2 separate regions of the Homo sapiens genome follow, and region 1 is linked to region 2. Evidence: read pairs that join two places in POLR2A ChIA-PET (ENCODE). Cell type or tissue: IMR-90. All regions are shown on one strand. Links, peaks and the distances in the headings refer to the core of each region. The heading gives the core; the rest is flanking DNA.

The links. ChIA-PET counts read pairs that join two places held together with the same protein. Peaks named below come from ENCODE experiments on the same cell type or tissue, not always from the same donor. Only the 100,000 strongest peaks of a DNase experiment are listed, where the experiment ranks them.
Region 1: POLR2A ChIA-PET joins it to region 2 with 11 read pairs; 1 of 35 experiments calls an interaction of 5 or more read pairs at or near these places.

What each region holds. Positions count from the first base shown.
Region 1 is chr3:183,694,140-183,709,737 of GRCh38, forward strand. It overlaps YEATS2 (YEATS domain containing 2), which reads left to right and starts at 3,658. Exons shown (of 31, transcript NM_018023.5): 1 at 3,658-3,854. RefSeq lists a silencer at 3,563-4,032. In IMR-90, for the core only: no CTCF peak of the experiment used is centred there; no DNase peak of the experiment used is centred there; H3K4me3 peaks cover 214 bases; H3K27ac peaks cover 290 bases.
Region 2 is chr3:184,223,286-184,238,857 of GRCh38, forward strand. VWA5B2 (von Willebrand factor A domain containing 5B2) reads left to right here and starts at 6,300. Exons shown (of 20, transcript NM_001390846.1): 1 at 6,300-6,428; 2 at 7,095-7,382; 3 at 7,462-7,632; 4 at 9,893-10,112; 5 at 10,291-10,448; 6 at 10,981-11,112; 7 at 11,346-11,470; 8 at 11,868-12,023; 9 at 12,867-12,977; 10 at 13,058-13,266; 11 at 13,353-13,464; 12 at 13,941-14,126; 13 at 15,018-15,189; 14 at 15,278-15,572. The coding sequence starts at 7,244. RefSeq lists a silencer at 6,068-6,407. In IMR-90, for the core only: no CTCF peak of the experiment used is centred there; a DNase peak (open chromatin) is centred at 11,206; H3K27me3 peaks cover 2,399 bases.

The DNA.
Region 1 (15,598 bases), core at 5,997-10,996, 530 kb before region 2:
TCTCCCTCCTTTCAGGAAATGACACCATCATCCACCATCAGCCACTGCTGGAAACGTATGAGCCAACCCCAGTTCTCCCTCCAGGCCCACCTCCAGTGGCTGTGCAGGTGAGTGCTGCCTAAGGGAGCCTGGCTAGCCAGGAGCCTAAAACCAGCCTCTAAACACTTGCCAAGCTCCAGAGCAGAGCTGAGTCTGCCTGGAGGAAGGGGCAGTTTATCTAAGAGGCCATTTTGACTTAGCAGAGGCCAGTCCCCTTCCCTTCTCTCCCCAGTCTCCTCCCAGTTCATCGTCATCAAGTCTTCTGGTATTTTCTCCATAGTTCTTGTATCTATCTCCTTCCCACCATCTCCACTGCCAGGGTAAGCCATCCTCATTTTTTTTTTTTTTTTGAGATGGAGTTTCCCTTTTATTGCCCAGACTGGAGTGCAATGGCACGATCTTGGCTCACTGCAACCTCTGCCTCCTGGGCTCAAGCGATTCTCCTGTCTCAGTCTCCCGAGTAACTGGGATTACAAGCCACCACGACCAGCTAATTTTTTTGTATTTTTAGTAGAAACGGGATTTCACCATATTGGTCAAGCTGGTCTTGAATTCTTGACCTCAGGTGATCTGCCCATCTCCGTCTCCCAAAGTGCTGGGATTACAGGTGTGAGCCACCACGACCAGTGCCACCCTCAATTTTTGCTTGGATGACTGAAATTGCTTTCCAACTGTCTCACTGCTTCTATGTTCACACACCTCTTCAGTCATTCCCCACCTACTCATTGGGGCAAATGATTTTTTTTTTTTTTGAGACGGAGTCTCACTCTGTCACCTAGGCTGGAGAGCAGTGGCATGATCTCGGCTCACTGCAACCTCCACCTCCCAGGTTCAAGCCTCCAGAGTAGCTGGGATTACAGACATGTGTCACCACGCCCAGCTAATTTTTGCATTTTTTTTTTTTTAGTAGAGATGGGGTTTCACCATGTTGGCCAGGCTGGTTTCGAACTCCCGACCTCAGGTGATCCACCCACCTTGGCCTCCCAAAATGCTGGGATTACAGGCGCGAGCCACCGCGCCCAGCTGCAAGTGATGTTTTTAAAAGGGCAAATAGGCTGGGTGTGGTGTCTCACGCCTGTAATCCCAGCACTTTGGGAGGCTGAGGCGGGCAGATTACGAGATGAGGAGATCGAGACCATTCTGGCTAACGCAGTGAAACCCCGTCTCTACTAAAAATACAGAAAATTAGCCGGGCATGGTGGCACGCGCCTGTAGTCCCAGCTACTCGGGAGGGTGAGGCAGGAGAATCACTTAAACCCAGGAGGCGGAGGTTGCAGTGAGCCAAGATCATACCACTGCACTCCAGCCTGGGCAATAGAGCAAGACTCAGTCTCAAAAGAAAAAAAAAAAGTTTCATTTTGGTGAATATTTGGGTAAACAGTTCAAAGTTGTAGTCTTATCAGAACTTTACCCTTCTTCCCCTTGACTTCCCAAGGCGGCCTACAGGATACAGGGGAAGCCTCAAGGCAGCGGTGGGAGGGGAGATCTGTGTGCGGGATTTCAAGCTATAGCCTGGGTTCTCACTGGCCTCTGCTGCTATGTCTCTGGTGACTTCTGGTCTCCACTGCCCTGCAGGCATCAGCTGCTGAGGTGGTTGGTTGGCAAGCTCATGACCTGTTGCTTTAGCACCTTCAGAGTTTGATGTCTCATCTTTCATCCCCACTCCTCCATCCCCGCTCCTCTCACCAGCTGACTTAGGGGTGCTTCAGCTCCACTGGTATCTTCAGTACTGCCTATCCTTGGGGTCTTAGCTACGTTCTGTAGCCATTCCCTGGCCATCAGCCCACCACAAGGCCTCTGCTTTAGGAAACCTGCCCCCTGGCACAGTGCCTATTGGTCTGTCCATGGCTCTTAACCATGCTACTTTCTGCATGCCAGGCAGGGAGCAACAAGAGAAGTCTGGAATTCTGACATACCTAAATGTGCAAGCTGCAGCGCTCCAGCAGCACTATTGCAGACTCCTCCCAACGCCATGGCCTGCTCCCAAGCCCTACTGTGTGAGCCTTCTCACAGACTTGGACAGCCTTCCAAGCTACACCAAGGGAAGTCAGCTTCTAGCTTTCTTGGCACTTATCTGGGTATTTCTATGCTTTCCACCTCACTGTTAAACCCTAAGAGTAGGGGAACACCAACACACTCATCCTGACCTGTGACCTCACCCCCTTCTCCATGAAATTTGTTTATCTCCCCAGTTCCTATTATCTCTTGAGTCTTAGCTTAAGGTTCAAGGAAGCCTTTCTTAGTTTTTTTTTTTTTTGAGATGGAGTTTCACTTTTGTTGCCCATGTTGGAGTGCAATGGCTCACTGCAACCTCCACCTCCCGAGTTCAAGTGACTGTCCTGCCTCAGCTTCCCAAGTAGTTAGGATTACAGGCATGCCCAAATACACCTGGCTAATTTTTGTATTTTTAGTAGAGACGGGGTTTCACCATGTTGGCCAGGTTGGTCTTGAACTCCTGACCTCAGGTGATCCGCCCGCCTCAGCCTCCCAAAGTGCTGGGATTACAGGCATGAGCCACCGTGCCCAGCCAGGAGGATCTCTCGAGCCCGGAAGTGTGAGACTAGCTGTGGTGATAGTGAGACCTGTCTAAAAAAACCAAAATTAGCCTGGGGGTGGTGGTTCACGCCTGTAATCCCAGCACTTTGGGAGGCTGAGGCGGGTGGATCACCTAAGGTCAGGAGTTCGAGAGCAGCCTGGCCAACATGGTGAAACCCTGTCTCTACTAAAAATACAAAAATCAGCCAGGCGTGGTGGCGCGCGCCTTGTAATCCCAGCTACTTGGGAGGCTGAGGCAGGAGAATCGCTTGAACCCGGGAGGCGGAGGCTGCAGTGAGCCAAGATCATGCCACTGCACTCCAGCCTGGCAACAGAGGGAGACTCTATCTCAAAAAAAAAAAAAAACACAAAAAACAAAACACCACTTATATTTATTATGCGTTGATAAAAACATTAAATACATTAAAAATTTGGTAACATGTATGTAAAGTATAAAAAAAAAAGTGAACTTCCTAAACCCACCACTCAGCTCCAGTAGTAAATCGTTATACAGTGAGAAGGGATTGAAGGGGAACAGAAGTTCCCCAAGACCAGTTGGGAGGCTATTCATAGTCTTGGGCAGAGAGATTACAGGGTCTTGGGTAGGGTGGTAGAGTTACAACGAAAGAGAATGTTGGCCTCAAGTGATATTTAGGTGGAAAACTGGACTTGGATTGTCACTAGCTAGTGTGACTGAGATAAGTCTCAAGCCTTCCCTGCCTCAGTTTCTTCATCTGTAAAATGGGCTAGAAATAACTACTGTTATTTTGTATACCCAGCACTTAGCACATGGGTTGGCACAAAGATGGCACACACAAACATCATAGTCACTATTGTGATTAATAGGGAAGCTCATACACGCCGGCAGAATGAATATTCTGTCAAACTTGGGGTTGAAATTCGCCATCTTCTGGGGCAGGAAAGTGATGGACGACTGTGCCTTTGCAAGAATCGACGCCCACACTGCCCAGGAAGTGCCCTCGCGGGCCGGGGTCCCAGCCCGGACCAGCCCCGCCCCGCCCCGCCCCGCCCTCATCCCTGGGAGCTCCGCCCCGAGGCCGCGCGCGCCGCCGCGCGCGCCCCGACGCGCCCAGCTGCTGACGTGCGGGGCGGAACGCGCCGGGCGGGCTCCACCGCGCCGTGTGCTTCCGCAGGTTGCGGGGGTCGCTGGGGCCTTGTGGCGGGGCAGCTCCGCGGGGCTTCGCCCGCTCTCTCACCTCGCCGTGCTCTCTCGCGGCGGCCGGCGGGGCCCGCGCTGCAGCCGGAGACCCGGAGAAAGGGTGAGTGTTGGCGGGCGCAGGAAGGGACCGGCCGGGAGCGCGCCCCGCTCTCCGGGGCATTGTTTGGGCGGGGGCGGCGCGGGCACGTGCGCGCCCCTCCCCCATCGGCAGGCAGCGCGGCAGCGGGACCCGGTGAGGCCCCGGGGCCGAGGGGAGGGCAGGGAGGATCCCAGGTGCGGGCCGGGGAGCCGCAGAAGCGGGAGCCTGGAATTGGAACGTGAGTTGGGGGCTTCCTCTTCAGCGGGGCGCTGCGCTGAGGGGATACGGGACCCCGAGCCACAGCGGCCGGAGCTTTTAGGATGTTAAGCTCTTGGCCTTGGAGGCAAGATTTGGCCCCAGCACCAGAAAGTCGTGGGTTTACCGAAAGGATCCTGGAATGCCCCTCCAACCTGTCGCCATCCCCACCGGGCCTCCCTGGGATGGAGGGGAGGGGTCAGAGAGGCTTTGGGGGTCCAGGGATGGGGCCGGGGCCAACGCGCCGGAGCTGCGGGCAGTGCGGGGCGGAGTGGAAGCCTCGGAAAGTGAGGACTCCTGCAGGAAAGGCTGGCTTGAAGGGCTGTGGCCAGACTGCAGAAGACAATGAGGTTTTCTCCATCATGAATGTGATTATGTTAAGAAATAGAAACCAGAGGAAGAGAAATGCCATCAGCAATCTTACAGGCCTGACACATCATTTTTTTTTAGTTTGATGTTGGCTAGTATTTTCATCTAAGCATTCAGCAGTTACAGAGTTGACCCACGTTTTCCATTCCCTTTTCTCGCTCACATGTAAAAAATGCGGTATAATATTATATAGAATTCAGCAATATCATTTCCCCTTTCTTAATGAGTAGAGGGTATTCAGCGTAGAAAAATTTAAAAATACAAGCAAAGCCAGAGAAAAATGCCCGCAGTTTTACGATCTAGAGATACTACCCTTGGATGTATATTCCTGTTTGTGTATACTCTTTAAAAGATAGGGCAGATGATGCCCTGATAAGGAGTTTAGTTTTTCCCGGGAAGCCTTTGAAGGTTTTGAGAAGGCGAGTAGCATGATCCGACTGCTATGTAGAGGAAGAGGGCTGGGGAGGAACCTACGAGGTCAGTTACTGTGCTCTTTGCAGTAGCTTGGACTAGGCCCGTGGCAGGGAGATGGGGAAGTATAAACAGATTTTTAAATGTTTTAAGGTAGAATGAACAAGACTTGGATTGGTGAGGGAATGGTGGGAATCTTTGCTTTTTTGATTTTTGTTTTGAGCAACTGAGTAGGTGGTGGTGCTGTTTACTGAGATGAAGAATGGAAGAGAGAAATTTGAGGTGGGAAAAACGAATTCTATTTTAGATGTATTAAATTTTAGATGCATGTTAGTTATGAAGTCGGTGTGTTGAGGCAGTTGGATGTAGAGGGCTGGAACTCAAGGAGGAGAGAGGCTAGAGCTAGAGATAAAAATCTGGGAGTGGCTGGGCGCGGTGCTCACACCTGAAATCCCAGCACTTTGAGAGACCGAGGCGGGTCGCTTGAGCCCAGATATTCTAGACCAGCCTTGGCTACAAGGCAGGAAGGACCCCGTCTCTTAAAAAAAAAAAAAATTGGGAGTGATCTGTACGTAGATGATATTCAAAGGTATGGTGCTGTGTGAGATCACTGAGGGGAAAGAGTGTGGAGAAGTGAAAAGGGCGCAGACACTCAAATACCTCTAGGTCTGGTAGAGGAAGAAGGTTGGGGAAAGGACGCAGGAAACAGCAAGTGAGGTAGGAGAAAAAGCTCCTACCAAAATGGCATGTATCATGGCAGCCAAAAGAGGTGTTTCTGGAAGATGTTGAATTGGTCCTTTTATCAGGGCTTCTGAGATGTTCATTAAGATTGTCAATTGAATTTGGCAACACGGTGGTTATTGGTTTTGGTCATTGGTCTTCCTGTCCATAGTTCTGGAAGTGGGAGGTGGGAACCGGATGTGAGGAAATGAAACTAATGAGTGCAAATTAGAAAAAAAGTGCCCCATTTCCATCTGCCCCAAAACTAAACTTAATCGATGAAAAATGGTGTCTTGTGTTTTTTTCATTTATTGATTACTAGTATGTTTGAACATTTTTTTCCCATTTATTGGCTGTTTGTGAATTTCTTTTCCTGTTCTCTGTCATCTTTTGTTATTTCCTAATTGATTGTCAAAAGTTCTTTAGATATTAAAAATAGGTAGCTTGACATACAGCATGCAGAGTTCTCCCCACATGTTTCTCAGTTTCAAATGCTTCATGTTCATTCAGTGGATGCATGATATTTTACTGTGGGTTATTTTTTATTATAAAATCCATAGGAAGAAGAGAATTAACATTTAGGTTGTAGATCTCTGAGTGTAGCCCACATACGATGTACATTACCCTGTATTTTCTTAGAATAGATTCTCAGAAATAGTTGGTCCTGTCCTCTTCTCATCAACTACGGATTTTTATTTGAATGTTCATTGCCACGTTCTTGGATTGTTCCCTATCTCCCTGCCTTTGGTCCTGCTCTGCTTTCAGTCTGTTTTCTGTCGTGATACCCAGTAGATGGTGGGAGTTGATGCAGTTTTCTCACAGAAAACAAGACTTGTGAAGCAGATTTTTTCTTTTTCTTTTCTTTTCTTTCTTTTTTTTTTTTTTTTTTGAGACAGAATCACAGTCTGTTGCCCAGGCCTGTAATCCCAGCTGCTCGGGAGGCTGAGGCAGGGGAATTGCTTGAACCCGGGAGGTGGAGGTTGCAGTGAACGGAGATCGCGCCACTGCACTCCAGCCTGGGCGACAGAGGGAGACTTCGTCTCAAAAAAAAAAAAAAAAAAAAAAGGCAGATACAAAAAGCCACGTGCTGTATGATTCTATTTATACGAAATGTCCAGAAACAGGCAAGTTTATCCACACAAAAAGTAGTTGCCAGGGGGATGAAGGGAGAGGAGAATTGAGAGTGACAATTAAGAGGTAAGTGGTTGCTTTTTGGAGTGATGAAAACATTATGGAATTAGATAGTGGTGATTTTTGTGCAACTTTGTGAATATACTGAAATCCACTGAATTGCACTCTTTTAACTGGTGTGTGTATATATATATGTGTGTGTGTGTGTGTGTGTATATATATATAAATTTTTTTTTTTTTTGAGAAGGAGTCTCGCTCTGTCGCCCAGGCTGGAGTGCAGTGGCGCAATCTCAGCTCTCTGCAAGCTCTGCCTCCCGGGTTCACGCCTTTTCCTGCCTCAGCCTCCTGGGTAGGTGGGACTACAGGCACCCACCACCTCGCCTGGCTAAGTTTTTTTGCTTTGTATTTTTATTAGAGACGGGGTTTCACCATGTTAGCCAGGATGATCTCGATCTCCTGACGTCGTGATCTGCCTGCCTTGGCCTCCCAGTGCTGGGATTACAGGCTTGAGCCACCGCGCCCGGCCGGTCAATATATATATTTTTTGAGACAGGGTCTGTCTCTGTCGCCCAGGCTGGAGTGCAGTGATGCAGCCGTAGGTCATTGCAGCCTTGAACTCCTGGGCTCAAGCGAGCCTCCCACCTCAGCCTACCAAGTAGGTGGGACTACAGGTACACACCACCATGCCCAGCTAATTTTTTTCTTTTTCTTTTTCAGTAGAGACAAGGTCTCCCTATGTTGTCCAGGCCGGTCTTAAACTCCTGGGTTCAAGCAATCCTCCTGCTTTGGCCTCCCAAAGTGCTGGGATTACAGGCACATGAGCCACTGTGCCTGGCCTAAAACAGTACCTTTTAAGTTAAGTGAATTATATTTCAATTAAAAAAGTATATCCACACTCTCAAATAAATTAAAACTTAAAAACAAAATACATAACAATCGCCAGTAGAAGCACTGCAGGTAAAGTTCAAGCCCCTCCCCACTGCATTCTCCTCACCCTCAGCTTTCATTACAACCACTTAACAGGTTCCCCACAGCTCACTCCTCAGACAAGCAGGATAAACAGCCCTTGCCTAGAACTAGTTCTACTTCTCCATGTCTGCAGTCATCAAAGTTCACATGCCTGAACATCTCACAGTTACTTTCCAATGGGCTCATATTTCACCTCTACCTTCTCCGCTTACCGAAATGCTCTTCATCCTTCAAGAATCAAATTCCGACTCATCCATGAAGTGAACTCCAGCCTTCGAAAGCTTTTTTTCCCCCTAACTACTACAGAACAGATGATATGGAAACAATCTGCATCAGGCCAGCCGCGGTGGCTCATACCTGTAGTCCCAGCACTTTGGGAGGCCAAGGCGGGTGGATCATTTGAGGTCAAGCGTTCGAGACCAGCCTGGCCAACATGGAGAAACCCTGTCTCTACTAAAAATACAAAAATGAGCCGGGTGTGGTGGTGCGTGCCTGTAACCCCAGCTACTTGGGAGGCTGTGGCTGGAGAATCACTTGAACACGGGAGGCAGAGGTTGCAGTGAGCCAAGATCGTGCCATTGCACTCCAGCCTGGGCGACATAGTGAGACACTGTCTCAAAAAATTAAAAAAATTACCTTAAAAATCTCAAACCCCTTAAACATCCCACATGCCTCATTCTTCCAGAAAAAGAAAGTTGAACCGGTGGGGTAAAGGAATGGTAAAAGTGGCCGGGTGCTGTAGCTCACGCCTATAATCTCAGCACTTTGGGAGGCTGAGGCGGGTGGATCACCTGAGGTCAGGAGTTCGAGACCAGACTGACCAATATGGTGAAACCCCGTCTCTACTAAAAATACAAAAAAATTAGACGTGGTGGTGTGCGCCTGTAGTCACAGCTACTCGGAGGCTGAGACAGGAGAATTTCTTGAACCCGGGAGGCGGAGGTTGCAGTGAGCCAAGATTGCGCCACTGCACTCCATCCTGGGCGACAGCAAGACTCTCTCTCTCAAAAAAAAAAAAGGGAATGGTAAAAGTTACCTAAAGTCAGCTTTCCAGGTGCATTAATGGAGAGAAGCAGTGGCATGGATAATTTAGAGGAGCTGTTTTATCCTACAGTCTTCTGTGTGCTAGTTTGCAAGGTTGTAGACAGCGTACTGGCCAGAATGGATTCTGGGGGCTGACCATATTAGCAAATTGTGTAGTCTTAAAGCCGTTTTATTTATAGGAAAGTTGGTGTTTTTGACCTGGAAATATATAAGACTGAAATAATGAGACAGTGTTTTTGAGCTCAGCTGTCTTTTGCTCAGCTCTTTACATGTTATTAGAAATGTCCCACATCACGTCAGTCCTAATGACCAGATCGCTCAGCTTCTCGCCATTCAGGTCCAGTATAAAATTTTGATTATTTTTACTTAAAAGATCTGTTTTTGTTTTGGATGCCAGATGAGTTAAAGAAAAAGTGATATGTTAGCCAGCAAATGGGAACATATTCAAAAGGTTTTGTGTGTCAGACCTGACTTAGAATAATTAGCATAGCATTTTTTTGTCGGTACTAACTCTGGTGAAAATCATAACAGAATCTTCTGTCTCCTAGAGTTCCCTTGGTCTGAGTCTGTCCTTTAATAGAGGTTGGTGCAAAAGTAGTTGTGGTTTTTACTTTTGCACCAACCTAATAGATAACTTCTCGTTCCTTCTGTTACAAAATGAGCATAACTTTGGAAAGACGATCAGGTGTATTTTGTTTTTTCAGTTCTTTGTATCAAAGGGAGGTGACAGTGTTAAGAGTAATGTTTAAATAGGTGGAGAAATTTTAATTGACATTGAAATATAGATTTTGATTTTTTTGATAGGGCTTCTGCATGCCTAATGATTTTCTCAGTATAATATTAAAATGGATATATATTCTTAGAGTGTACATTGAACAGTCTTTGGGAAGAGTGGATGGTGTTGGGGTGAAGCTGCTGCCGTATTTAGTTTTCAAAATAGAATTCAGGAAATGGATCATATGTATTTGGATTACTGAAAGTCAGTTTCATTAAAATGTTCCTAAAGGGGCCAGGCGTAGTGGCTCACGCTTGTAATCCCAGCACTTTGGGAGGCTGAGGCAGGCGGATCACCTGAGGTCAGGAGTTCAACCCTCCCTCTACTAAAAAAATAAAATAAAATAAAATAAAAAATAGCCAGATGTGGTGGTGGGTGCCTGCAGTCCCAGCTACTTAGGAGGCTGAGGCAGGAGAATCACTCCAACCTGGGAGGCAGAGGTTGCAGTGAGCCGATATTGCGCCACTGCAATCCAGCTTGGGCAACAGAGTGAGACTCCATCTCAAAAAAAAAAAAAAAGCTTCCTAAAGCTTCAACAGTAGACTTGTGTAGTACAAATCCCCTTCGTTCTAGATCTCCCCACTTTGGTTTTAGGATTTAGCCTTTGTTCGTTCTGCTTGTTTCTTTTTCTGTTGCTGGCAATAAAACTTTCCAGTTATGATGCATTATGCTTTTAATACCCTGCTGGATTGGATTTGTATGTGTATTTGCAGTGAAAGCTTGTTTGCCATTTTCCTCTGATGGTGACTTTTGACCACATTTCCATAGGTTTGGAGATACTGTGTTCTCGTTAGTTTTTAAATAGTCTGTTACTTTAGTTTTAATTTCTTCTTTGAGTCATGAGTTATTAGAAGAGTGTCTTATTTTCCATATCATGGTGAGCTAATATTAATTTTTATTAAGATCAGAATGTGGCTGTAATATTTCTACATTTTGCAGTAATTTGAGACTTTCTTCATATCTTACTGTATGATTTACATTTTATGAACTTTTTTTTTTTTGAGACAGAGTCTCACTCTGTTGCCCAGGCTGGAGTGCAGTGGCGTGATTTCGGCTCACTGCAACCTCCACTTCCTGGGTTCAGCAGTTCTCCTGCCTCAGCCTCCCAAGTAGCTGGGATTACAGGTATCCACAACTATGCCCAGCTAATTTTTGTATTTTTAGTAGAGACGGGGTTTTACCACATTGGCCAGGCTAGTTTCAAACTCCTGTCCTCAAGTGATCCACCCACCTTGGACTCCCAAAATGCTGGGATTACAGGCATGAGCCACTGCATCCGACCTTAATGAACTTTTATAGATATTTTTAAAAGATTTTTTTCTGTTGGGTTCAGAGTTGTGTGTATTTGTTAATTCTGGCTTGTTAATTACCAGATATATATCTATATCATCTTTTTTGTTTGTTGTGTTTGTTTTGTTTGAGACGGGGTCTGGCTCTGTCACCCAGGCTGGAGGTGCAACGGCGCGATCTCAGCTTAACTGCAGGCTCCATCTCCTGGGCTCAAGCAATCCTCCTACCTCAGCTGCCCAAGTAGCTGGGAGTACAGGTGCTTGCCACTACTCCTAACTAATTTTTGTATTGTTTGTAGAGACAGGGTTTCACTGTGTTGCCCAGGGTGGTCTTGAACTCCTGAGCTCAAGCGAGTCACCTGCCTCAACTTCCCAAACTGCTGGGATTACAAGCGTGAGCCACCACGCCCGGCCTATCATCTGTATTTTTATAAATTGTCTTAATCTTTTAAATTTTATATAGAGATGTGTGATTTCTTAAACTTTCCTTTTTCTGTTTGTTGTATGTATTTTGATACTATATTGTTGGATGTATAGTTTAAGATGTATTTTTGTGATTGTGCCTTTAATAACATCATCTTTATCATGTTATTTTTTTTGCCTTGAATTCTATTATTAATATTGCCTTGCTTACTGTCTTTTTGTTTGCATGTGTCTGTGTATAATAACTTTGTACATTCTTTTAAACATTTAGCTAAAGAGCCTTTAAAGATGTAGCAATATCAACAAATAGATTAATGATGAAAACTAATGTAAGGTAGTAGTTATGTTCCCTGTGGTCATTTATATTTTGGCAGATATTTTAGTTAATCCTTCATTTATGGCTGGGCGCAGTGGCTCACGCCTCTAATCCCAGCACTTTGGGAGGCCGGGGCAGGCAGATCACGAGTTGAGGAGATCGAGACCATCCTGGCTAACATGGTGGAACTCCATCTTTAGTAAAAATGCAAAAAAATTAGCCAGGCATGGTGGCGGGCGCCTGTAGTCCCAGCTACTCGGGAGGCTGAGGCAGGAGAATGGCCTGACCCGGGAGGCGGAGCTTGTAGTGAGCCAAGATCGCACCACTGCACTCCATCCTGGGTGACAGAGCAAGACTGTTTCAAAAAAAAAAAAAAAATCCTTCATTTATTTTTCCAGATAGTAATATTGAGCACTTCCAGGAACTTTGGAGGGAGAAGGTAGGGAGAGCTGTGTTGGATGGGGCACGGTCAAGGAAGGCCCCTGATAAGGGGGAGATTTCAGCTGGAATCTGATTAAGCTAACCTAAGAAAAGAGCATTCCAGATAGAAGGAGCCATGATTCCAAAAGCTCAAAGGAAAATTGGGAGTATATTTGAGGGATAGAAAACCAACCTGTCTGGATCTTAAAGATTAAGGATGGAGAGGGAGACAGGGCGCAGTTCACATCTCTTAGGTCATGTTAAGGAATGGAAATTTGTTCTAAATGTTATGAAAAGCTATTTGAAGGATTCAAGCAGGGGATGACATGATCAGAAAAATATTCTTATTGTCCTTTTCTAAAGTGAGGTATAGTTTACAGACAGTGAAATACAGATTTTGCGTGTACAGTTGGGTGTTTTTGCAATTGGATATACATACCCATCTAACCTACACTCTTATTAAGATTAGTGGAGCACTGTGGGAGGCCAAGACGGGCAGATCACCTGAGATCGGGAGTTCGAGACCAGCATGACCAACATGGAGAAACCCCGTCTCTACTAAAAATACAAAATTAGCCCGGCGCGGTGGCGCATACTTGTAATCCCAGCTACCCAGGAGGCTGAGGCAGGAGAATCGCTTGAACCCGGGAGGCGGAGGTTGCCGCGAGCTGAGATTGTGCCATTGCACTCCAGCCTGGACAACAAGAGCGAAACTCTGTCTCAAAAAAAAAAAAGTTAGGTGGAGCATTGGTAATCCAAAAATCTGAATCTTAAATGCTCCAAAATCTGAAACTTCTTAAGCACCAACATGATGCCACAGTGGAAAATTTCACACCTGACCTTGTGACTGGTCAGTTAAAACATAGTCAAAACTTTGTGTTATGTTTTGAATTATTTAAAATGTTGTATAAAATTACCTTCAGGCTCTGTGTGTAAGATATTTATGAAGCGTAAATGAATTTCATGTTTAGATTTGGGTTCCTTCCCAAAGATATCTTACTATGTATATGCAAATATTCCAAAATCCAAAACAGTATGAAATCTGAAACAGTTCTGGTCCCAGGCATCTTGGGTAAGGAATACTCAACCTGAATAAAATATTTCTAAGAAAAAAGTCTTCATTCCTCTTCCCAGTCAGTCCCTAACACCAGCACCTCCAACTATGATTCTCATTTCTTTCACTATAGATTAATTTGTCTCTTCTAGAACTTAAGTGGGATAATTTAGCTTGTACTCTTGTGTTTGCCTTCTTTGGCTTGCCATAATGATTTTGAGGTTCATTTCTGTTGTTGCCTGCATCAAGAGTTCATTGAGTATACCACGATTTGTTCGTCCATTCCTCTGGTTTGGACTTTTGAGACATTTTTGAAATGTCATTGGCTAATGGAAAATGGATTGTAGAGTCTTATTCAGATATTTAATAAAGGAACACTGGTTGTCTTGTTTACAAAAGAGAATGTATTTTCTTTTAAGACTGTAGAAAGGACAGGGCCAGGAACTATGAAATCATTATCAGCATCTTAGGAATGCCTGTCTGTATGGAAGCAGATAGAAAATGATTGTACTACTCCCCTTCCCCACCTATTTTTTTTTTTTTTTTTTTTTTTGAGACGAAGTCTCACTCTGTCACCCAGGCTGGAGTGCAGTGGCGCAATCTCGGATCACTGCAACCTCTGCCTCCCGGGTTCAAGCAATTCTCCTGCCCTGAGTAGCTGGGATAACAGTGCATGCCACCATGCCCAGCTAATTTTTTGTATTTTTGGTAGAGACGGGGTTTCACCGTGTTGATGAGGCCGGTCTCGAACTCCTGACCTCGTGATCCACCCGCCTTGGCCTCCCAAAGTGCTGAGATTATAGGCGTGAGCAGCCAGCATGCCCGGCGTCCCCCTCCCCAACTTTAAACCAGATGGGAAGTCTTGAGTGAGAGCCCCAAGTTCAGTGGTTCTGATATTCAAATGATGTGAGGCACATAGAATTATTGAGATGATACCTCATATGATATATGGCAAATCTTTCAAGTGTCTAATTTATCAGATTTTACTCCTTTCTCCTCAAGAATTGGCCACTTTTTTTTTTTTTTTTTTTTGATACGGAGTCTTGCTCTGTCACCAGGCTGGAGTGCAGTGGCACGATCTCGGCTCACTGCAACCTCTGCCTCCTGGGTTCAAGCAGTTCTCCTGACTCAGCCTCCCGAGTAGCTGGGACTACAGGCACTCGCCACCACATCCAGCTAATTTTTGTATTTTTAGTAGAGATGGGGTTTCACCATGTTGTTGGCCACATCTTATATGATGTGTTTGCAAAACACAATGGTAGAGTTCTAGGACTGGCTTCTGGGGTTCTCCATCTTCCCTGACTCGAGAGCTAAGACCTCGAATTTCCAGTGACTGTACATTACATCATCTTTATGGTTTTTATTATACAATTTTCTTTTCAAAATTATTTTTCTCTTGGGTTTTATTTTAAAGTATAAAACATTAAATGTTTTGTTTGGGGCCAGGGGTGGTGGCTTACAAATCTCAGCACTTTGGAAGGCCAAGGCCAGAGGATCTCTTGAGGCCAGGAGTTCAAGACCACTCTGGGCAACATAGTGAGACCCCCGTCTCTTTAAAAAATAAAAAGATTAGCAGGTATGGGCACACACCTGTAGTCCCATCTACTCGGAAGGCTGAGGCAGGAGGATCACTTGAGCCCAGGATTCCAAGGTTGCAGTGAGCTATGCTTGTGCCACTGTACTCCAGTCTGGATGGCAGAGTAAGACTCTGTCTCTAAAAAAATTTTTTTTGGCCAGGCGCGGTGGCTCACACTTGTAATCCCAGCATTTTGGGAGGCCGAGGTGGGCGGATCACAAGGTCAGAGATTCGAGACCAGCCTGGCCAACATAGTGAAATCCCGTCTCTTCTAAAAATAAAAAAATGAGCTGAGAGTGGTGGCACACACCAGTAATCCCAGCTACTCAGACAGTTGAGGCAGGAGAATAGCTTGAACCCAGGAGGCAGAGGTTGCAGTGAGCCAAGATCATGCCATTGCAGTCCAGCCTGGGCGACAAAAGTGAGACTCTGTCTCAAAAAAAAAAAGTTTGGTTTTCTTTTTGGTTTCTAACCTTTGTCAAAAACTCAGACTTGGTTATGTTATTTGAATGGATATGGTATGTTTTAATTGATGGCATTTACTTCTATAAAGCTTTGTTTTCTTGTGTTACTTATGGAAAAAATCATTTATTTTCTATATTTAAATTGAAAGCATTTACTCTTTTTTTGAGATAAAGTTTCTGTCACCCAGGCTGGTGTGCAGTGGCATGATCTCGGCTCACTGCAACCTCTGCCTCCTCACAGGTTCAGGAGATTCTCGTGCCTCAGCCTCCCGAGTAGCTGGGACTATAGGCATGCACTACCATGGCCGGCTAATTTTTGTGTTTTTAGTAGAGATGGGGTTTCACCATGTTGGCCAGGTGGGTTTCAAGCTCCTAACCTCAAGTGATCCACCTGCCTTGGCCTCCCAAAGTGCTGAGATTACAGGCCTGAGCCTCTGCATCTTGCCCACATTTACTTTTTATAATGAGGCTGTTTTAATGAGATAAATTTTTTTTTTTTTTTTTTTTGAGACAGAGTCTTGCTCTGTCACCCAGGCTGGAGTGCAGTGG
Region 2 (15,572 bases), core at 8,974-13,973:
GACTGCTTAATGGATACAAGGCTTCCTTTTGGGGTGAGAAAAATGTTCTGGAGCTAGATAGAGGTGAATGAGTGCACAATATTGTGAATGGAGCCAGGAGGGGTGGCTCACACCTGTAATCCCAGCACTTTGGGAGGCCGAAGCAGGCAGGTTGCCTGAGCTCAGGTGTTTGAGACCAGCCTGGCTAACATGGTGAAACCCCATTTCTAATAAAAATACAAAATTAGCCAGGTGTGGTGGTGGGCGCCTGTAATCCCAGCTACTTGGGAGGCTGAGGCTGGAGAATTGCTTGAACCCAGGAGGCAGAGGTTACAGTGAGCCCGGAAGGCTCCATTGCACTCCAGCCTGGGCCACAGAGACTCCATTTCCAAAAAAAAAAAAAAAAAATCAATCAATCACTATTGCAAATGTGCTAAATATCACTAATGGCAAATTTTATGTTATGTATATTTTACCACAATAAAAAATAGTGCATTTTACTACATGTAAATTATACCTCAATAAAACTGATGTAAAATATTATTTAGGTAATTAATGGATGCTAAAACTGGTGGGTGAAACTTTGATGACGATTGGAATAGTTACATACAATCAAATTGTCTCCCTACAAATGTACTTATTTAATTATGAAAAGAAAAATAGTAGCATTATAGTGGAGAAATCTGGCAAGCAACACCCGTGATGGTTAATTTTATGTGTCAACTTGAAGTGTTTTTGAATGAGATTAACACTGAAATTGGTGAATTTTGAGTAAGCACATTGCCCTCCAGAATATGGGTGGGTGTATGAGTCACAGTTCTCCAGACAGACAGAACCAATAGGGGATAGATGATGGATGAATGGTTGGATGGATGGATGGATGGATGGATGGATGGATGGACAGACAGATAAATAGATAAATGGATGAGAGGGGATTTATTAGGCGAATTAGCTCACATGACTATGGATGCTGAGAAATCCCACAACCAGCCCTCTGCAAGCTGGAGACCCTGGGATGTGGCAGTCCAAGTCCAAGTCCAAATCCAAAGGCCTAGAGCCAGGGAAGCCAATGGCGTAACTCTCAGTTTGAGGCCATCGACAACCTGAGAACCTGGGAGGCCTCTGGTATAAGTCTCAAGGCCAGAGAGCCTAGAGTTCTGATGTCCAAGGGCAGGAAAAGGAGTGTCCCAGCTCCAGGAGAAGGAGACAGAGGAAATTCTTTTCTCTCCTTTTTTGTTCTATGTGGGCCACCAGCAGATTGGATGGTGCCCTCCCACAATGAGGGCAGATCTTCCCTACTCAGTCCACTTACTCACATGCCAATCTCTTCTAGAAACACCCTCACAGATGCACCCGAAGGAATGTTTTACCGCTTCTCTAGTCTTCTTTTTTTTTTCCAGACTATAGTCAGGCTTCTTTTTTTTTTTGAGTTGGAGTTTCATTCTGTCACCCAGGCTGGAGTGCAGTGGCGTGATCTCAGCTCACAGCAACCTCCGCCTCCCAGACTCAAGCAATTCTCCCACCTCAGCTGGGATTACAGTTGTCCACCACCACACCTGGCTAATTTTTGCATTTTTAATAGAGACAGGGTTTTGCCATGTTTGCCAGGCTGGTCTCAAACTCCTGACCTCAGGTGATCTGCCCACCTCGGCCTCCCAAAGTGCTGGGATTATAGACGTGAGCCACCGCGCCTGGCCCCGGCTTCTGAATAGGTCTTCCTTAATTTAGTCAAGCTAAGACCCAGAGTTAACCTTCACAATGTTCCTCATCTAATCACTTGAGGCCTGAACAGAACAAAAAGATGGACCTCCATGAGAAAGAGGAAATTCTCCAGCAGGCTGCCTCCAAATTTCATCTGCACCATCCGGTCTCCAGGGTCTTTAGCCCGCCAGCCCGCACTGGACTTGCCTGTACAAGCACACGAGCCAATTCCTTATTTTATATATACGTATTCTCTCTCTCTCTCTCTCTCTCTCTCTCTCAATCTCTGTTGGTTCTGTTTTCTCTGGAGAACCCTAACACACCACCTTATTGAAAGGATCAAAGTTAAAATCGCCAGTAACTGTAACTGACATGTACATCCTCCCAATGAGATATAGTGAGAAGGGTACAACGTCACTTATGTGGTGTTCCTATGGGAAGTGCATATCCTGAATCTAATTATGAGGAAACAACAGACAAACTCAAACTGACGGACATTCTACAAAACAACTGGCCAGTACTCTTCAAATGTGTCAGTATCACAAAAGACAAAAAGGAGAAACTACTCCCAGTAGAAGACTCTTAAAGGCTGGGAGCAGTGGCTCACACCTATAATCCCAACACTTTGGGAGGCTGAGGCAGGCAGATCACTTGAGGTCAGGAGTTTGAGACCAGCCTGACCAACTTGGTGAAACCCCATCTCTACTAAAAATACAAAAATTAGCTGGGCATGGTGGTGGGTGCCTGTATTCTCAGCTACTCGGGAGGCTGAGGCAGGAGAATCGCTTGAACTGGGAGGTGGAGGTCACAGTGAGCTGAGATTGCACACGCACCACTGCACTCTAGCCTGGACTACGGAGTGAGATTCCATCTCAAAAAATAAAAATAAAAACAAAAACACAAAAATTAGCCAGGCATTCTGGCGTGCACATGTAGTCCCAGCTACTCTGGAGGTTGAGGCATGAGAATCACTTGAACCCGGGAGGCGGAGGTTGCAGTGAGCTGAGATTGAGCCATTGCACTCCAGCCTAGGCAAAACAGTGAGACTGTGTTTCAAAACAAACAAACAAACAAACAAATAAAAAAAACTACCCCCCCCCACACCAACTGGCTGGGCATGGTGGCTCACACCTGTAACCCCAGTACTTTGGGAAGCCAAGGAGGAAGGATCCTTTGAGCTCAAGAGTTCAAGACTGCAGTGAGCTATGATTGTGCCACTCCACTCCAGCCTGGGTGACAGAGTGAGACCCTGTCTCTGAAAAAAAAAAAAAAAAGAAAAGAAAAGACAAACCGAAGTGTTTAGGGGTAAAGAGGTCGGATGTGTAAAACTTAATTTGAAATGGTTCAGAAAAAAATGCTTTATTTGCAACTTTTGTAGAAGTTTTGAAGTTATTTTGAAATACAAAATTTAAAAATTAATTGTTTAATTGACGTCTTTCGTGAGGGGAGGGGCTACCACTGTCTTGTTTTCTGCTGTAGTTCCAGCTCTAGCACACCGCAGGCTTCAACAAGAAATATTTCTTGAGTGAACAAATGAATTAATGAACTAAACCATCTTCCAATTTGGGTTTCAGGCAGGGGCTGGGATTTTGGAAGTCAAGCTTTAGACAGCAAGAGGCAAAATTCCTCTTTTTCTCTAGGTATATCTCTTCTGGAGCTCCAATCTGAGAGGGTAGATCATCTATAGTTTGGGGAAATAAGACCTCTGCCCTCCAAAGGCCGACAGGCAGCCCACAAGCAGGAGATAATTGAGTTGTGCTTTGCAACAAGAAGACCTGGCTGAGTGCCATTTTCTAAGTCAGTTCCCTAAGGTTCACCCTATTCCCCACATCACCACCACCCTTGGTTAAGATTTGTTTTTTAATTTTTAATTGTTATGGAGATAGGGTCTCCCTATGTTGTCCAGGCTGGTCTCAAACTCCTGGCCTCAAGGGATTCTCCTGCCTTAGGCTCCTGAAGTGCTGGCATTACAGGTGTGAGCCACCGCCAGCCAGTTAAAAGCTTTTATAATATCCATTACTATTACTCTTGTAATGCAGCACTTATCTCAAGCTACTGTAACTGTATATTTGTCTGCCCTTTTCACTAAAGTGTGAGACTCTCCTAGGCAGAAGCTAAGTCTTTTCAGCTCAATATCCTCCTATGGGCCAGGCGCAGTGGCTCATGCCTATAATCCTAGCACTTTGGGAGGCTGAGGCAGGCAGATTGCCTGAGCTCAGGAGTTCAAGACCAGCCTGGACAACATGGTGAAACCCTGTCTCTACTAAAAATCCAAAAAATTACCCAGGCATGCTGGTGCTCGCCTGTAATCCCAGCTTCTCAGGAGGCTGAGGCAGGAGAATCACTTGAACCTGGGAGGCAGATGTTGCATGCAGTGAGCCGAGATCGCTCCACTACACTCCAGCCTGGACGACAGGGCGAAACTCTGTCTCAAAAAATATATCTATATATCTATATCTATATGTATATCATCTATATCATCTATTCTCCTATGACTACCACGTAGCCCACCCCATGCTATCCCTCAGCCCGGCCTCAGATCTGGAATCTGGTTCCTGTGCTGTCCCCTTCTGCCCTTGGCTGTCATGCTGCTGCCTCACCACCAGAGGGCCTTCCAGCTGGGCCTCAGAGACCCTTCTTACTGCCCCACCCAAGGTGCCAGGCAGCCAGCACTGGCTCCCCACCCCCTGCCCCTCATCCTGCAGGGTGCCCTATGCTTTTTGTGGAGCCATTCACCTGTCTCTCCCTCCATTTGCCTCAGCTAAGGAGACCTTCCTAGCAAGATCTCAGGGTTGGTCCAGCTTTGCAGCAAAGTTTGACTTCTGCCAGTGTGTGTGTCTGGTCTCTGATAGGGATGCTATCTTCCTGGGAGGCTGTCTTACATCTAAGCTCTCCTCAGGACCAAACAGAAGGACCTCTTTTTCCATTTCCATGTGTCGGAGACCTCCCTAATGACTGCTATTTGCAACCTCATGTTTGTCCAAGGGCTACATGTAGCTCTTGGTTCATTTGTAGAAGGGGCAGAGCACAAGGTGCTTGTGGAAAGGTGGCCACTGCCTGGACCTTTGTGAGGCCCTCAGGGCCAGGGCTGGTCCTACCTGAGGCCCTGGATCACCTGGAGGGACCATCAGCCCATCCACTGTTTCTCCCTAGGCCTGAAAGAGGGACCCTCGTTCAGGATGAAGCTGAGAACAGACTCAGTAGAGAAAGGGGGAGAGAGGTGAATGGAACCATGACCCAGGTAGTATGGAAAGAGGGCTAGGACCCAGCTGGAGCTCCCTGTGTGTTGGGTACGTGTGACTGTGTCTGTGCTCCCTGTATCATTCCTGTGCATTTCCACCCATGAAATTCCCTGGGAAAAGGTCAAGCTCTCTCCACCATGCTAAGTAGGGTGAGCAAAGGAGATGGTTGGGGTTGAGGGCTCAGATACTCAAGGAGGCAGGGATCCCCCGGGGGGATGATCCCTGGTGATAGTGATTGAAATCAGAAGGAGAGAGTTAATGCGGAGGAGTGAGAACCATGGGCCCGACTCGAAAGCTCACTTCCTACTGGCTGTCCTCCATCCCCAGCTCTCCTCAAGCTCTCTCTGCAGAATCTCAGTATGGCATCTGCCAAAAAGCTTACATGGATGATCCCCAAACATGGTCATCTCCTCTCACTTCCCCAGGGCTCTCAGACTCTTCCTTGGGGGACCTGGGAGAGGTTTTCCGGACCTTCCTACTTTTTGACAGCATAACACTGTCAAGCACATGCAAAGTCTGCCAATAACAAGGGGCCCTCCTGACAAGCAGAGATGTTTTCTCTTCAGGGCTGCGGTGATGGGTGGGGGTCACTGCTATGAGGGGACGGTCTGCAGCCATAAGAAGGCTCTTCAGGCTAGAAGGCTTCACTCCCAAGGCCCGCACAGCTGAAGAGACCAAGGGGTTATAGGCTGAGGGCGCTATTGTGCACACCCTCCCACCCCAGCAGAAGTGGTTGGCACTGCAGCGATGCCAAGGCCGGCTGCTTGGGGGTGGGAGGAGGTCGCTGCAGTGATGAGGAATCCCTGCTTGGAGTGAGTGGTCACTGAAGTGGCTGCATGAACTAAAAGTACCTGCAGGGATGGGGGAGGTTTTCTGCAGTGATGAAGAGCACTTTGCAAAGGAAAGGGGCCAGCTTCTTGGGGGAAGAGTCCTGCGGTGACGGTGATGGGGGGCTGGGGGGTTCGCTGCAGTCAGGAGGGAGGGTCTCTGCAGCGATGGGAAGCAACCCAGGGCAGGGGGTGGGGTGGGCTGGGGAATGGGATGCCGTCGTGGTAATGGGATAGCTGGGGTCGCGGCAGTGTCGGTGGCACTTGCAGGACGCCTGATTCCTGAAGAATGGAAAGGGTGGGGTCTCTGAGGCCTCGGTCCTGCAGTGACGGGGATCCGTGCGGCGGCGGGGACGCGGTCCCTGCACTGCGGTGCCCAGTCTGGCTCGGGCTGCCGCGGCTGGCGCGGAGGCGGTACCGCGCCCGAAGGAGGGGGGAGCGCCAGCCCCGCCGCAGCAGCAGCAGGCGTGGCCAGGGCAGGCTGGAGGGGCGGCCTCTCGGAACGGGGGCGGGACCACCGCCGGCAGGGCCCGCGCCCCTGCCGGGACTCAGAGCCGCTGCAGCCACAGTCACGAACTGGCGGCCGGCAGGTGCCGGGACCGAGGGCCACCCGGAGCGCAGAGGCGGCACCACCCACACGGATCCCGTGGGCACCTAGAACTCCGCGGAGGGCGCGACGGTGAGGCTGAGACTGCCACAGGGAGCGGGGCGATCCCCAGAGCCAGCCCGCGGCATCCCCTGCGCGGGCCGCGGCCACTGCAGGTGCCCCCTCCTCCCACATCAGCTCTGCCGGGGTAGGGAGCGGTAACCTGGCGGCTCCCACGGACTCTCCCTGGCCCGACACCTCTCCCGGGCTTGCCTCCCAAAGACCCCCTCTTTTCGCTTTCCCAGCTCGTTCTTCCCACCCTTAACCCCTCCACTCCGGCCAGCACCCCCGTCGGATGAGGCACCAGGGAGAGAAAGACCAAGGCCCTTTCGGCGCCCCATCCACCCTGCCCCCGCGATCCCTCGCAGGGCCGGGGGCCTCCGGGGGGATTCGGGCCCTTTAAACCTCCGCCTTCCCGGAGCATCTTCCATCTCCACCCGCGCCGCTTCCGACAGCTGGCGGCCGCGGGGGGCCCCGGGGGGCCGGCAGGTACGGGGGTGGCTGCGAGGTTGGGAGTGGGCGGTGGAACAGCTGTGACCGCCCCCACCCCCGGGGGAGCCGCGGCGGGACTGCTGGGCGCCGAAGCGCGCGTTAATCATTAACCCTCCGCGGCCCGGCTGCCCAGGTAACGCGTGAGGATGCCCTCCTCGCCACCACGCCTGCCGCCCCCTTATCTCCCCCGCCACCTGTCGCCCTCAGGAGCTCCCGCTCGGCCTCGCGCCCCGGCAGGCCCCGTCCGGGTGCTGGAGTGAGACTCTCGCGCTGGCCTCTGGAGCGCGGGGTGGGCGTCCCGTCACCCTGCGCCCAGCTTCCCCGGCCCGTTCCCGCAGGGCCGGCCTCCCGGCGCCATGCCCGGCCTGTACTGCCCCTCCAGCTGGACGCCGCTGCCGCTCACGGACTCCTGGGTCCGGGCCTGCGCCAACGGCCCCTGCCTCAGCGTGCGGGCCCGGCTCACCTACCGCAACCCGCAGCCGCAGCCGGTGGACGGTGAGGCCCGGGTGGGGCGCGGGCGCGGCGGGGGGTGCGCCGGGCAGGGTCCGACGCCGCCTCCCGCCGCCCTCCCCAGGCGTGTTCGTGTACCCGCTGGCCGAGGCCGAGGTGGTGTCCGGCTTCGAGGCCGAGGCCGCCGGACGGCGCGTCTCCTTCCAGCTGCAGAGCCGGCGCCGCTCGCAGGCCGCCTGCTGCCGCGCTCTGGGCCCGGGGCTGGGGACCCCGACGCCCCGCCGCTGCGCGCAGGGTGAGTTCCGCGCGCCCGCACCCGCGCTCCTGAAAGCCGGGCGCAGCTCAGGCTCCCGCATCCGCTCGGCCTCCGCCCGTCCCCCGCCTTCCTCCGGGCACTGCCTTGTGCATTCATTGGCTCATCCTGGTATTTAGCAGTCGTGGGCTGGGCACCTGACCTGCGCCAGGTGCTGGGAGAACATGGCCCGGAGGTTCACAGCCTGGGAGACAGACACAGCAGGCAGCACAGGGCTTGCGGGGGCGCCAGCAACCCTTACAGCCCAGGAGACCGGTCTCTCTAGGGGGCTGCAAAGGGAGCCTTCTCCCCTGGTGGTCCCCTCCGGCCCCTTACTATTTTAGGCTGCACACCTCAATCCGGCCCCGCGTGGGCCAGTGAATCAAGTGTAGACTCCTGTGCCTAGCAGCCAAGGCCCTCGCTCTCACCCCATTCCATCCCTCTCCCAGCGACCCCATACACCAGGTACCGCTGCCGCTGGCCACACTGACTGACAGGTCCTTTCCCAACTCTCTGCTCTGTCTTTCCATCTTCTATTGAGCAAATTCCTACTTGTCCTTTAAGATCCACTAAACGTCATTCCTAGGGAAACCCTCCCTGACTCTCCCACAAATAGCTGCACTGTTTCCTGGCTCCCCAGCCTTTTGTGCCCCCTCGTTATGGCACTTACAGGGGGAGTCATTGTCACAGATCTGCCTGTCTGTCTCCCCGCTGGAGCATCTCCAAATCCCAGCACCTCACACAGAACCTGGCACTATGAGGCCCAGCGAGTGCCCGGGGAAGGGACAGAAGCCCAGCCCTGTGCTGTGTGCTGTGCTTGCACCTGGTTCTTTCATTGATTCATTCATACATGGCTTTGATTCCTGCCCAGGGGATTTGCAATCCAGGTAAGAAGAAGAGGAACAGAATCCAGTGGTGTTGAGAGCTGGCATAAGCCCAGCACGTTAGGGGCTTGTGGTTAGAGGCTAGAGTGAGCTCTGGGCTGAGGCCCCAGGAATGTTCCAGAAGGAGGTAGAGCCAGCATTTGACTGCAAGAAAGGGTAGGACTCAGTTAAGTGGAAGGTAGGGGCAACAGTATAAGCAAATGCTTATAAGTAGGTTACAGTGGGTAATGACAATAAAATATCTCATGTTTATAGTGATTTACAGTTTACAATCGCTAGTATCACCTCATTTGAATCCCAAGTAGTGGGTAATGCAGGCTTCTTCCTGTTATGGGGGATGGAAGGGGGATAATCCCCCTTCCTCCTGTTATGGGGGATGAAAGTCATAGCAGGGGTCACTGACTTATATGTTGGGTGCTTTGCATACATTGCCTCATTTGTTCCTCACCACAATCACAGAGTTATTATGATCCCCACTTTATGGATGAGGAAACAGGCTCCTCAGAACAAGAGAGCTGCCAAAGGACTCAATTAGAGGTCACCGAGCTGATATTTAAAACTTGATGCTGTGCTGTCTCCACTGTGTCGGTTGGCTGGGATGGAAGCCCCTTTCTTTCTTTCCTTCCATCTTTTTCTTCCCTTCAGTTATTCAGCAAGTATTTATTGAAAGGATGAACAATTGGTCATTGTGAGGAAGTGAGGTACAGTAGGGCTGTGAACGTGGGCTGGGGCCAGACCACGTCGGTGGTGTACACAGCTGCCACTGTACATGGCTGGTCATTATTCCTTTAGCAGCCCCACCAGTCCCCAAACAAACCTAGGAGCTAAATAAAACAGTGTGTGCAGTGTGCAAATGGAGCTTTATGTCCTCCAGCCTGCTTCCTGCTTCTCTATTCCTCCTGCCCGGGAGGAGTAGAGAATTCTGGAGCCACCTTAGTGGGCAATGGGGGAGCTCCTGATGGTTCAGGAGCAGGAAATTTATGAGCAGAGTGGGGTCCCAGGCCACAGGGAGATGTCTATCCACAAGGGATGGTGGCCAAGGGTTGAATGGAAAGAGGCAGGCAGGGGGAGAGGGGCAGAGGGTGTGGGTATTCCCAGGGCCTTGAGAGTGGACATGGCCCCTTCTCCTCAGCCTTCCATTAGCAAGGATGTCACTGCTGCTCTTGCCTGATGACAGCCAGATCTGTTCACAGTTAGTCTGCCTCTCCTGCCATCATTCATCTCATGCCTCCATCCTGCGTCACCAATGCATTAGCCTAGTGCCAACACGCAAAGTCCCCCTTGCCCAGGCTCCCTGACCCAATGCCTGCTTCCACATCTAGCTTCCTCCCTCTCCTCTGCTTCCAGCATGCTCTGACCCCATTTCTCACCCATCATAGGTCATCTTGTCTTGGATCTGGCCCAGGCCCGGTCCACGTTGGTGCTGCCCACAGGCATTATCGCCGCGGCTGGCACCATGACGGTGACCCTGCACAGCAGCCGGGAGCTGCCCTCAAGGCCTGACGGGGTGCTGCATGTGGCCCTGCCCACTGTGCTCACCCCGCTGGCCCCGCCAGGCCCGCCGGGGCCCCCCAGGCCTCCGGGGCTCTGTGACGACAGGTTGGGCCTATGGTGATTCTCTTCGTCCCTCCCTCGGCTTCTCTGGGTCTAGTGCGGGTGAGGGGGCACTGGCAGGGTACCCAGGGATGGGAAGGGTGAGGAAGGGCTGGGGCCAGTCAGCCGGAGGGTTTAGGGGCCTTCACAGTGGCCCAGTGACCCTCCTCATGCTCCCTTCCAGCCCCACCAGCTGCTTCGGGGTGGGCAGCCTTCAGGAGGAAGGGCTGGCCTGGGAGGAGCTGGCTGCCCCTCGGGACGTGTTCTCAGGCCCTGCCCGCTGCCCTGCCCCATATACCTTCTCCTTCGAGATGCTGGTGACTGGGCCATGCCTGCTTGCAGGTGGGTGCATCTGGCTGGCCTGCCCTCTTTTCAGATGCCCACTCCACCCAGTGTAGTGACTGGAAGGGAAATAAGGCTCAGGGATAGGAGGGACACAGGACAAAAAGACAGGGACCCCAGCCTCCGGAACATCTGGGTTAGTGGTGGGAGCATCCCCTGGTCACCTCTACCCAACACACACACCCCAATTTTATCAAGGTAATTTATTTATATCTCATCCCACCCAGCAGTGGGAAGAGAGATACTTACAATGGGACTAGTACCTGTGATGAAGTAGGTTTTCCTTACACAGAAGGTGGGGGGTGAATGCTAAATCAGCACCTGGCTGATGCATGACTCTTCGACCAGCCAGAAACCCTGCTGGAATCTACTTCCCAGCCCATGAAAGCAGGCACATCCTCCCTCGTCCATCTGACCCCATATAGATCAGACTCTGAGAGCTGACTGAATCAGCCATGACCCCTGCCAACATTTGCTGTCCCTGGGAAGGTGTTATGGCTACATCTCCCCTTCCTGCCTCTATGTCCCTCAGGCCTGGAGAGCCCCTCTCATGCTCTGCGGGCAGATGCCCCCCCTCATGCCAGCTCTGCAGCCACCATCTGTGTCACACTGGCAGAGGGCCACCACTGTGACCGGGCCTTGGAGATCCTGCTGCACCCCAGTGGTGAGAGACTGGGACACACCGTGGGCCGGCTCTGACCTGCTTCTACATGAATGGGGGAAGCATTTCTTAAGTGCAGGTTTCTGGGCCCCAGCCAGATGGACTGAGTCATCTGTGAGGGCAGAGCCTGTGGTGCAGGAAGGCTGGACCTGCAGGCTCCTCCTGGACAGTGAAACTGGGCACTTGGGGTCCAGAGGCAGGGCCTTCCTTGACAGAATTGTGTCCTCTCCTCTCAGAGCCCCATCAGCCACACCTGATGCTGGAGGGCGGCAGCCTGAGCTCAGCAGAATATGAGGCCCGGGTGAGGGCCCGCCGAGATTTTCAGAGGCTACAGCGAAGGGACAGTGATGGGGACCGGCAGGTACCGCCATAGGAGCCTGGCCTGGCCCCTGGCCTTGGCTGCATTTGTGCACAAGGAGCAGGCAAGCAGGCTTACATTGGAATGGGTGCGGGGAGGCCTCTTTTCTCGGTAAGATCTCTCCACAGCTGCCACCAACCATCACAGAGGACAGATGAGTATTGTCATTGGAGGGCCGATGTGAATCTCTCTGGGGTGTGTCTCAGAGGATGGAGGCTAGGTCTGATATAAACAGAAGACAGCCACCTGCCTTTGCTCCTGCCTTTATTCGAATTACTACAAAAAGATGTCCCCTCTGGGTGGATCAGACAGAAAAAGGCCCCAGAGCCAGTCCCACTGCCCACCCTCAACAAAGTAGCACTAAGCCTTGCCCAGGCTGACTTGGGACTCCCCCGCTCAGGTGTGGTTCCTGCAGCGACGCTTCCACAAGGACATCCTGCTGAACCCCGTGCTGGCGCTGAGCTTCTGCCCAGACCTGAGCTCCAAGCCCGGACACCTGGGGACAGCTACTCGGGAGCTACTCTTCCTTTTGGATAGCAGCAGCGTGGCACACAAGGCCCGTGGGGGTGTGGTGTGGGCAGGCCTGGGGGTTGGGTGGGGCAGTGGGTCTGAGGAGGGCTGGGGGCAGCCTCTTGAAGCCAGGAGTTACCTTGTTGCTTCAAACACCATCTTCCAAAGAGGAAGCAGATGGCAACTCCTCAGGGGATTCCCTTAGACAGCAGCCCTGCTCCAACCGCCAAACAGACACTGTCACGCTCTCTTGCTCATATTCACGCACACACATCTCTCCAGGATTCCAAGAGCCTCTCACACATAGACTCGCACTCAGTCACAGGGAGTCACTCCAATCACAGGGACACTCAAGTTTCATGTGTACCTCCAGAGTCCCACACACAGCCATGTGTACCTCCAGAGTCCCACACACAGCCATGTGTACCTCCAGAGTCCCACACACAGCCATGTGTACCTCCAGAGTCCCACACACAGCCATGTGTACCTCCAGAGTCCCACACACAGCCATGTACACCTCCAGAGTCCCACACACAGTCATGTGTACTTCCAGAGTCCCACACAGTCAGGTATACCTCCAGAGTCCCACACACAGTCATGTACACCTCCAGAGTCCCACACACAGTCATGTATACCTCCAGAGTCCCACACAGTCATGTATACCTCCAGAGTCCCACACACAGTCATGTGTACCTCCAGAGTCCCACACAGTCTCTCACACACACTTGGGGGCTCACTGGCACACTTTCCCTCACACCCAGGGCCTCTCCCAGGTTACCACAGCCTCTCACTTGAATCACAGCCTGGATAACGCAGTGATCTGGCTTCCCTTGCTCTGTATCAGGGCCCATGGGGCCGGCCTCACGCCGCCCTCCCTGGCCCTCCACAGGATGCCATTGTTTTGGCTGTGAAGTCCCTCCCGCCCCAGACGCTTATCAACCTGGCCGTGTTTGGGACGTTGGTGCAGCCACTCTTCCCAGAGAGCCGGCCTTGCAGTGATGTGAGTGTGGTCCAGGGATCTGGGGGCCTTACAGAGAGGTTTCAGCCCAGTGCGTCCCAGCCTGTGCCTTCTCGCTCCAGGATGCTGTGCAGCTGATCTGCGAGAGCATTGAGACCCTGCAGGTTCCGAGTGGGCCCCCAGACGTGCTGGCTGCTCTGGACTGGGCCGTGGGGCAGCCCCAGCACAGGGCCTACCCTCGGCAGCTGTTCCTGCTCACTGCTGCCTCACCCATGGCCGCCACTACCCACCGAACCCTGGAGCTCATGAGGTGGCACAGGGGGACAGCCAGGTATGGGATGGGCAGAACCAGATGCGTAAGACTGAGCCCCCACAAGGGGCTCCTGAAGATCACAGCTGCTTCCTTTCCTTCATCAGATGCTTCTCCTTTGGGCTGGGGCCCACCTGCCACCAGCTGCTCCAGGGTTTATCTGCCCTCAGCAGAGGCCAGGCCTACTTCCTGAGGCCTGGGCAGAGGCTGCAGCCCATGGTGAGCTTGAGCCTGGGCCCTGTTCCCTACACCTGGAAGTTTTTCTCCCAAGTTACACATCAAGTCTGAAACAGAACTCAGGCAGGCCATGGGGGCTCCTGGCGCCCTCACCAGGCCTTCTCCCCACTCCAATCAGGGGAAGAGCTGTTGGTGCTGTGAAGGCCAAAGGTGTCAGGACACTGTCTCTGACCACCCTCTGAATCCCATTTAGTCCTGGAACGGAGCCTCGTCCTCACAGTCTTGCCCCATCCATGTGGCAAAGCTCAGGCCAGGAGACAGACCAAATCCTGAGGGCTGAGCACTCAGCCCCCTGCTTGCTCCTACCCTCATTCCTTCTCCTGACCCCAGCCTGGCCCTGTGCCCCATCAGCTTAGGGGCTGGGCAGATGGCATCAGGGGAAGGGCAGCCTTCCTGCTCTGTCTGGCCGTATGACACCTCTTTCCTTCCCATGTCTTCCCTGTGGCCACTCCCCACAGCTGGTACAGGCTCTGCGGAAGGCACTGGAGCCTGCTTTGAGTGACATCTCTGTGGACTGGTTTGTGCCCGACACTGTGGAGGCACTGCTGACCCCCCGGGAGATCCCAGCACTCTACCCTGGGGACCAGCTGCTCGGTTACTGCTCACTCTTCAGGGTGGATGGCTTCCGGTCCCGCCCACCAGGGGTAAGCTTGGGCTGGGGTGTGGTAGGGGGGCTAGGGTGAGGTAGGGGGGCCTGGGATGGCTGAAGTCCCCGCATCTCTTCCAAACCCTTTTTCCATTCTCTGTGCCTCTCTCTACCAAGCTTCTCTACTATCCCCTAGGACTCCACAGAGATCACACTGGGCCCCCTAAGATGACCACACCCTGTCCCCTTCATGGAGTCTTCCACTGAGTTGTCCTGCAAAGTGTTACCCCTCAGTTTTTACCCAAGGTCACTAAAGCACACAGCCACAGAAAACAGCACCTGCATTTGCTATGAGGTTTCCGTCAAGGCTTGCTCATGGCTTCACATAGTTCCCTATAGAAAGCACCAGCCAGCGTATTTTCTGGGACACGCAGTGATGGATGAGCATAACCTAGGCACAATCTCTAATCCCAGCTCTGTCACTTACCAGCCATTTGATTTGAGCAAGTCACTTCACCTCACTGACCCATTTCCTCATATGGAAATGAGGTTTTTCACAGGTGGTTGTCATCAGGGGTCATAAAGTGAGTACTCCTGGCAGAACACTTGACACAGTAGGAGCTGGGGACATGGTAGTTATTTTTTAATGAAAAGCTTTATCTCTTTAGAAGAACTCTGCACGCTTCCTCCTTTTTGATCATGAGAGCTGCATAACAGACTTTTTTTTTTGCCTGGCTGCCAGGGAGCTCAGGGCCAAACTTAAAGCTCAGCTTCCCAGCAGCTCTATTAACCCTTACAGTGAACATGTCTGCTTCCTCCTTCTTTAGTACTGGTCTTTTGTTTCTGGTTTATTAGCTTTGTTGCCTCTTGCTGTGAGCCATCTAAAAATGTTTGGAAAGAGGTAGCACATAACTGCAGTTAATTTTTTTCCCAATAATATTCTCTCTAGGGCCAAGAGCCTGGCTGGCAGAGCTCGGGTGGGTCCGTGTTTCCATCCCCAGAAGAGGCCCCGTCTGCTGCCAGCCCTGGCACTGAGCCCACTGGCACCTCAGAGCCACTGGGAACAGGCACTGTCTCAGCAGAACTGTCCAGCCCATGGGCTGCCAGGGACTCGGAGCAGAGTGAGTGCCCAGGTGTATGTGTGTGGCTGTATTGGAGTGGGCGCTGGGAGGGGTCAGGGCTAGGGCCCATTCTACTGCCTCCCAGCAGGTACTGATGCTCTGACAGACCCAGTCACGGATCCTGGACCCAACCCCTCTGACACAGCCATATGGCGCCGCATCTTTCAGTCCTCGTACATTCGGGAGCAGTATGTGCTCACCCACTGCTCTGCCAGCCCCGAGCCAGGCCCAGGCTCCACAGGCAGCAGTGAGTCCCCAGGCTCACAGGGCCCTGGCTCCCCCGAAGGTAGTGCTCCCTTGGAGCCCCCTTCTCAGCAGGGCTGCCGCAGTCTGGCCTGGGGAGAACCTGCAGGCTCCCGCTCCTGTCCCCTGCCTGCACCCAC